Regions from separate parts of the Homo sapiens genome. Here all the other regions are linked to region 1. The links are chromatin loops, found by intact Hi-C in ENCODE. Cell type or tissue: HCT116. All regions are shown on one strand. Region 1 has its middle 11 kb from the start of LTO1. Region 2 has its middle 23 kb from the start of FGF3. Region 3 has its middle 94 kb from the start of FGF3.

Evidence for each region. A loop is a pair of places that touch in the nucleus more often than their neighbours do. Peaks named below come from ENCODE experiments on the same cell type or tissue, not always from the same donor. Only the 100,000 strongest peaks of a DNase experiment are listed, where the experiment ranks them.
Region 2: it touches region 1 in a loop (8-fold over the local background); 11 of 110 quality-filtered maps call a loop at or near these places.
Region 3: it touches region 1 in a loop (18-fold over the local background); 19 of 110 quality-filtered maps call a loop at or near these places.

The regions. Positions count from the first base shown.
Region 1 is chr11:69,684,829-69,687,328 of GRCh38, reverse strand. No RefSeq gene overlaps it. Among named protein-coding and RNA genes, the nearest start is that of LTO1, 11 kb to the right of the region's middle. RefSeq lists silencers at 1,227-1,397, 1,170-1,419. In HCT116, a CTCF peak has its summit at 1,290 (motif pointing left); no DNase peak of the experiment used is centred here; H3K4me3 peaks cover 596 bases.
Region 2 is chr11:69,841,024-69,843,523 of GRCh38, reverse strand. No RefSeq gene overlaps it. Among named protein-coding and RNA genes, the nearest start is that of FGF3, 23 kb to the right of the region's middle. RefSeq lists an enhancer at 1-625. In HCT116, a CTCF peak has its summit at 1,238 (motif pointing right); a DNase peak (open chromatin) is centred at 1,233; H3K4me3 peaks cover 144 bases; H3K27ac peaks cover 558 bases.
Region 3 is chr11:69,911,713-69,914,212 of GRCh38, reverse strand. No RefSeq gene overlaps it. Among named protein-coding and RNA genes, the nearest start is that of FGF3, 94 kb to the right of the region's middle. In HCT116, a CTCF peak has its summit at 1,076 (motif pointing right); no DNase peak of the experiment used is centred here; H3K27ac peaks cover 225 bases.

The DNA.
Region 1 (2,500 bases):
CTCCCCAGAGCCTGCCAAATTACACTCTCTATTTTTTCCCAGGGAAATTTTAATGCATACCTGGGCATGGACCTGACTCATCGGCACCACGTATACTCACCTTACTTTGGGGAAGACCGAGAATGATGGTATCGGTGCCAGGCCTTGAGTTTTCCCTGCCACCGACACCTGCCGGGGCTGGGAGCCCCACCTGTCTCAGAGTCCTGCCTTCCCCAGACACTGGGGTTGGTGGGGTCCCCACCAGGCATGGGAGGCTCAAGGCAGGTTCGGGGTGAAGTGGGGGCCCCCTTCCTTGTCAGCTGTCCTGCCCTGTGGTTCCTGGGGTCCCAAGTGGAGTGACTGTTGCCTGAGTGGCTGGTGGGGAGTCTAGACCTGGCTGAAGCCTGGGCCCCAATGCCAGCCCAGATGAGGAGCCTGAGACTCGGGGGACAGCCCAGGCCCAAGCAGGCTGACAAACAGAAGCACCCAGAACAGGCAGGGCTCCAAGACCTCGCTTTTCCCATCAGAGCCGGGTAACCTGTCACTGGGCCCATGTCTCCTTCTCCCCATGAGTTGTGTGGGGCCTCTGAGCAGGGACCCGGGCAGTGGGCCAGGGCCCCTCTGATCAGCCTCAGCCTAATGGGGTGGAGGAGGCAGGGGCGGGTCTGGTGGGGACTAAGGTGGGAGGGGCACCTGCCCCTAGGAGCTGTGTCTCCCAGAGCGCAGTGTCTTCCCCAGTGAGGCCCGCGATGTCCATCTCCAAAGCAGACTGCTAGGATCTTCAAGTGAGGATCTAAGAAAACAGTCCGGGCCGGGCACGGTGGCTCATCCCTGTAATCCCAGCACTTTGGGAGGCCGAGAAGGGCGGATCACCTGAGGTCAGGAGTTCGAGACCAGCTGGCCAACATCATGAAACCCCCTATCTCTACTAAAAATACAAAAATTAGCCAGGAGTTGTGGTATGCACCTGTAATTCCAGCTACTCGGGAGACTGAGGCAGGAGAATCGCTTGAACCCGGGAGGTGGAGGTTGCAGTGAGCCAAGATCACGCCACTGCACTCCAGCCTGGGCAATAAGAGCAAAACTCGGTCTCAAAAAAAAAAGAAAAGAAAAGAAAAAGAAAAAGTAAACGGTCCGATCTCCCGTAGGTCTGATTATCAGGATGACATCTGGCTGGGGCAGTGGAGATTCAGAAGAGAATTCTAGCGGCCGCAGGGACACCGTCCCAGAGCGGCGAAGAGAGGGCCCGGGAGGGAGGCGGCTCTGCGGCTCCCCGGAGGAGCGGGGCCGTCCGCGGCGCAATGGCGGCCCCCGGTGGCGGTGACTGGAATGGGCCCCGCGCAAGGCCGAGGGTCAGGGAGTGCAGGGCGCGGTCTGCAAGGTGCCTTCGGTGCCCCTTTACCCGCGCGGGGCCGGGGACTCGGAAGCCGCGAGGTTGCCCTGAGAGCACCCAGCAGCTGCTCGCTCACGCTCGCCCCTCCCGCAGTCTGATCTGATGGTTGACTAGCTGCCCTCCACCCTGCCCCCTGCAACTTTTGCAGACAAGCCCCCAGGAAGCAAAAGAACATCGGCTACACACAAACATCAACAAAGCCCCTACTGTGTGTGCCTGGACCTCAGCAAAGGGCAAGGGAGAGGCAGGCTCCATCACCTCCACAACTTCCTGTTCCTGTATTCGAATTTATGTTCACTATATTTATCTATCAATACATTTCTTCTGTTTCCTATATGCAAGTATTCATCCTCATGTCGATCCTGAAAACGGGGTACCAACATCACTCCCATTTTACAGATGAGCAAACTGAGGTGCAGGAACGTGAATTTCACTAACGCTGTCAAGAAACGTTTGGAATTTGGCAGGGCACAGTGGCTCACGCCTGTAGCCCTAGCACTTTGGGAGGCCAAGGTGGGTGGATCACTTGAGCCCAGGAATTCGAAACCCCATCTTTACCAAAAAATATAAAAATTATCCAGGTGTGGTGGCATGCACCTGTAGTCCCAGATACTTGGGAGGCTGAGGTGGGAGGATCGCTTGAGCCTAGGAGGCAGAGGTTGCAGTAAGCCGTGATCGTGCCACTGCCTTCCAGCCTGGGCGACAGAACGCGACTCTGTCTTAAAACAAACCAAAAACCAAAAAAAACATGTGGAGTGGTGGAGACTGCATCTCAGAAGCCAAAAATCCCTGGCTTCCTGGACCAGCACAGCCCACTGACCAGAGGTGGACATGGGAAGGCGGGTAAGGAGAACTGCTCACCCTTTATTGCACCGGACTTCATGCCAGAGACCCCATACTGGGCATAGCTGGGGGCACCAAGGTTTAGAAGGAGCCACCGTCCTGCCTCTGGGATGCTGCTGTCCAGTTGGGAAGGGGGAACGGTCAGTGCAGAAGAAAGAAGATGGAAACAGCAAGGCCACTCCTCACAGCTCTCCCGGTGCGGGGGAAGGAGCCCAGCAAGAATTTCTGCTCCACCAAGGGCGGAAAGGAGGAAGCTCCCCCAGGCTGCGGGGATGAGCCTCGGGA
Region 2 (2,500 bases), 160 kb before region 1:
TCCTCTGTAAGGTTCCATCCTCAGCCACCACCCACTCCATGACCTGGGAACGTCAGAGCCCTGGCCTCACCCAAGTGCTGACAGAGTCACTGTGTAAATTGCTTCATAGCCAGTTAACCCCTTCCCCTGCCCACTCCTTTGCTCCCCCTACGCTTGAGACAGGAGCCCCTGCCTTTCCTGCCTTGGGAGAAGGCTCCCTCTTCAAAGTCAGCCTTCCTGGGCAGGGCCTGCCTATTGATGAGGCTAAATTATCAAAGGGCCACATCAAAGCCTGCCAGGGTGGCTTTCTGAAAGGCAATTTACAAAACAAAAAAAGATGCCTGGGCTGTGGGGAGTGGTGGGGCTGAGTTGGTGAAGTCTGCCTGAAAGTGTCGGATAAAAAGCTGGTTTTGCTGCTAAAAGAGGTCACGGAGCCGCCCCCACCCCAGCAAAATCTGCACATTGAGATGGGGAGACCTGGGCTCTAGGCTGTACCTGCCCATGCAAGAGTCAGAACATAGGGATGGAGGCACCCCTAGCTCAGTGGAAGCAGGTAAACTGAGGAAGGTGCCAAGCTCATACCTCCTCAGAAGCCAGGAAGAGTGGACTGTGGGGCCCTTGGCCCATCTGCAAGTGCCCTCAGGGGCACGGGGTCTGGGGTCCCTAGGACAAAAGCCCTGGAGCTACGGCTCCTTGTGCTGACATCTGTCCTGTTAAGCCTTAGGTTACCTTTAAATGTCAATATCCCCATTCTGCAGATTGAGGAACTGAGGCACAGAAGTTTCATTTCTGGCACCTGGCAGAGCTGGGATCTAGACCAGGGCAGCCTGGCTCTGGGCCCTGGGTTCTGTCCTTGTTTCATTGGAAGTCCCAGACTGAAGTCCCCAAGCCAGCTGTAGCCCTCAGACCGGCTTTATTTGGCCAGCATTGGGTTTTCAGCGTTTTCAAGTTAACAGCCAATGGATGAACAATTTCCCAGTGCAGATTTCTTTGTGGCTTCTTTCTGCACCACAGGTCAAATTGGAATGCCCTATTAAAAGTCCAGGCAGATATTTCCTGTTGGTCCCGGGAGTGCAGCACTGGTGTGCACTGGGCAGAGACTCAGGGTCTGCCTGTGAGCACAGCCTCACAGCCTCCTTTGCACACTGCACTCTCCTGGTTCATCAGCTTGGGAGGCAGCCTGGCCACTTGGTTCCAGGTGCAGGTTCTGAAATCAAATTGCCTGTGGTTCGGATTTTGACTGCCCGACTCTCCAGCAGAGGGCAGTCTCCTGCACCTCTCCAGGTTTCAGTGCCCTCATCTGTGAAATGGGAGAGATGACAATCATATCCCTCTCTGAAGGAAGCAGCTCGAGTTCGGTGTTTAAAATAGAACCTGGGGCACGGTGAAAGCTTCCTAAGTGCTGGCTGCTCTCTGCCCTCACTCATCCAAGAGCTCTATGTGAATTAACACATTTAACCTTGACAACAGCCTTGCAGGGCCAGGACCACTGTGAGCACGCTTATTTCATGGACGAGGAACCTGGGTTGTTGCCGTGGCTGCTGCTGGTGGGAGTGGGGGTGCCGCTATGACTGCTGTTTTCAGGGTGCTGCTGTCCCTGCTGGTGTTACTGTCACTGCTGCTTTTGTTATTGCTGCTAATGTTGTCACTTCTGTTGCTGTTATTGCTGCTGTCGTTGTTGCTGTTGTTTTTGAGGTGGTTGTGGTTGTTGCTGTTGATGTGGTTGTTGCTGTTGTTGAATATGCTGTTGCTATTATTGTTGCTGCCGTTGTTGTTGTTGCTGTTGCTGTTGATGATGCTGTTGCTGTTGTGGTTGTTGCTGTTGTTTTGTGGTGGTTGTTGCTGTTGCTGATGATGCTGTTGCTGTTGGTGGTAGTTGTTGCTGTTGTGGTGGTTGTTGCTGTTGTGGTGGTTGTTGCTGTTGTGGTGGTGGTGGTTGTTGCCGTTTCTGTTGTGGTGGTTGTTGCTGTTGTAGTAGTTGTTGCTCTTGTTGTGGTAGTGGTGGTGGTTGTTGCTGTTGCTGTTGTTGTGGTTGCTGCTGATGCTGTTGATGATACTGTTGTGGTTGTTGCTGCTTTTGTGGTTGCTACTGTTGTGGTTGTTACTCTTGTTGTTGACGCTGTTGTTGATGCTGCTGTTGTTGATGATGCTGTTGATGATGCTGTTGTTGATGCTGCTGTTGTTGATGATGCTGTCGTTGTGGTAGTTATTGCTGCTTTTGTGGTTGTTGCTGCTGTCATGGTGGTGGTTGTTTCTGTTGCTCTTGTTGATGATGCTGTTGTGTTGTGGTGGTGCTGGTGGTTGTTGCTGCTGCTGTTGCTGGGAGGGTGCTGGCTGTGGTCAGCCTGTGGGTCCCAGGCTCTGCTACTTGGCTCCATGTGTGACCCCAACCTTGTCCCTCCCTTCCTCCTGCAGCAGGGGTTCTGGAAAAAGCCCAGGGCTGCCAGGGAGGTGGTGGAGGAGGGGCTGCTTTGCCAGCCAGGAGAGGTGGGCCGACCTGGCACACCGAGCCATTCAAGGT
Region 3 (2,500 bases), 230 kb before region 1:
AGAGCCTGATGGTCACAGAGAGGTGGGTCTCAGAGTTTCTACAGGGTGGACCCCCGGAGTGTGGGTGCCTTATCATCTCCTGTCCCCACAACCCCCTCCCTGGCAACGTCATGCTCCAAAGGGCTTATTTCCCATCGGTGGATCTGGCTTCAGATCCAAGGAGGAGCCTGGGGGAGCCCAGGCCTGGGTCCCAGCCACACCTGCCCCATCATGTTGGCCCATGTTCCCACTTAGGTGGGAGATCATAAAAACTAGGGTCCCTGGGGGTCAGCCCCAAAGAGTCCCATTTGGCAGGGGTGGGGTGGGGCAGGACTGTGGGGCCGTAAGGAGGAGGGACTCAGGGAGGCTCCTGCCTTCTCTGCCTAGCCCAGTACCTGGGCACTCAGGGGCGGTGGGCCGTCACCATCTGCCCAGTGAACCGATGATGCTACTGGCTATCCCACGGCCCCTGGGGAGTCCCTGCCCCAGAGATGGGGCTCTTGGGGGTCCTCGAGTCCCAAGTGGGAGTCTCGGGCAGCAGTTGGCCCACAATTCAGGCACTGCAACAGGGCCCGGGATCTGGGTTCCAGCCTGGCTCCTGGCAAGTGCCCCCCAGGTGCAGAACCTCTGGGACATAACAGAGATGTAAATAGACAACTAACAAGATAGCTGAGATTGTTTCTTTATCCAGACATTGGGGATAGGAAAGCCTGAGGTTTACCTCCTGGCAGGAAGCAAGAGGTTGGGGTGGAGTCCCAGGGACCTGCTGGGTTTCTTAGAGGGGTCCCTTTCTAGCCCCGAGATGCAGGATCTGGGATCTCACCCCGAAAGGTGTGACTTGGGGCTTCTGTGAGGGCAGGAGCAGGGCCCAGCTGGCAGCAAGATGGCCGGTGGCCCACCCGCTCCCTGCAGTCCCTTGAGCCCACCAGCCGAAGGGGCCACCCAGCAGGGCCCTGGAAGTTGTTATCACTAAGGGAAGGGAGCAGTCACCTCCTCCCAGAGCCCAAATTCAAAGTTTGTGAACCCAGGAGCTGCATCTGAATCAGGTCCTACCACGTGGTGCCTGGGAGTGTGCGCCCCATTGCATGGGCAGCAGATGGCAGTGTGCACCCCGTCTTCTCCTCACAAGCCCTGCCCGGAGGCCAGAGTCCTCCCGGGGGCCACCGGGTTGGTGAGAGCCACAGCGGGTCCCCTAATGCTGCAGCAGCCTCCTCTGGGATTGCCCCGGCCTCGGTTTCCATCATGGGAGGCAGGGAGCTGCTCTCCAGCACAGCACCCTCCTCGGCACAGCACTGCCCTGCTCTAGAGTCCACACCGGCTCCCCCGTGTGCCTTGGTGCCATCCGAGTCCCTCAACGCATAACTCCATTTAGAGACCACATCCGGTTCTCCCTCTGCTGCGTGACCCACTCGTGCACCGGCCTGGGCCCACGGCAGGGCTGTGGCTCGGCCTCTTTCACCTGCCCTGGGCTCACAGCTCTGGACAAACAGGAGATGCTTGATGGAGACAACCAGGGTGGACTTTAGGGTCTTGGGTCTGTGGCCCTGGAATGCCAGCTGGTTTTGGCTCTGGGCCAGGCCTGGGGTCAAGTCAGGTGGACACCAGGGCAAGTGATCCACGCCCCACCTGGGCCCTTGTTCCAGCCAGGGGATGGCTCGGTATGTGCTGCCTCTGCCGCATGTCCACGGAGCGGCTCTCATTCATCGGACATGTACTGAGCGCCAACTGTGTGCCAGGCATCCCTGAGGGTGACCAAGTGCAGGTTCCGTCCTCAGGAGACACTGCCCTACATGGCGTCCTAGCCAGGCCAGCTGGGCCAAGGCCAGGGGACTCAGGGCCAGTGCTGGGGCTGGGACGATGTGGCTCCACATAGTAGGGGATGAGGGGGAAGGGCCAGAGTGGGCCACTGTTAGGTGGGCAGCAGATGGCAATGTGCACACTGTGGCCCCAGCAGGGCCACAGCAGGGAGAGCAGATGTGAAGGTCGCTCCCCCGGCTGGGGTCCGCTGGTCTAACTGCCCACTGGGAGGTCCCACCTGTGTGTCCTCTGGAACCTGAGTTCTGTGTCTTCCCAAAGCGGAACCAGCACCCTCCCTCCAAACCCACTTCACCTTCTGGGCCACCTTCACCCAAGGCCCCCATTCCTTATGGAATATCCTGTTTGTTGTCATCGCCACACGTTTTACTTAATTATCTTGTTAGTTGTCTGTTTACATCTCTATCGCATCCCAGCAGAAGACACTGCCGGCCCCCGCTTCACTGGAGCCAGAAAACTGTGCCTCTCTGCCTGGCCTCCCCCTGCAGGAATGCCAGGTGGGGCATGGGACTCTTGTCCTGGGTCCACCCCCCTCGGCCCCTGGCCTGGCCCAGAGCCAAAACCAGCTGGCATTTCAGGGCCACATCCCCCAACACCCCCACCCTGGGCACTCAACCTCCTAAATCTAAATGCTCGCTTCCCACCATCCCCGCGCCCAGCCCCAGGTCCGGGTGCCAGCACCTCCACTGGAGCTCACGCTGGCCTC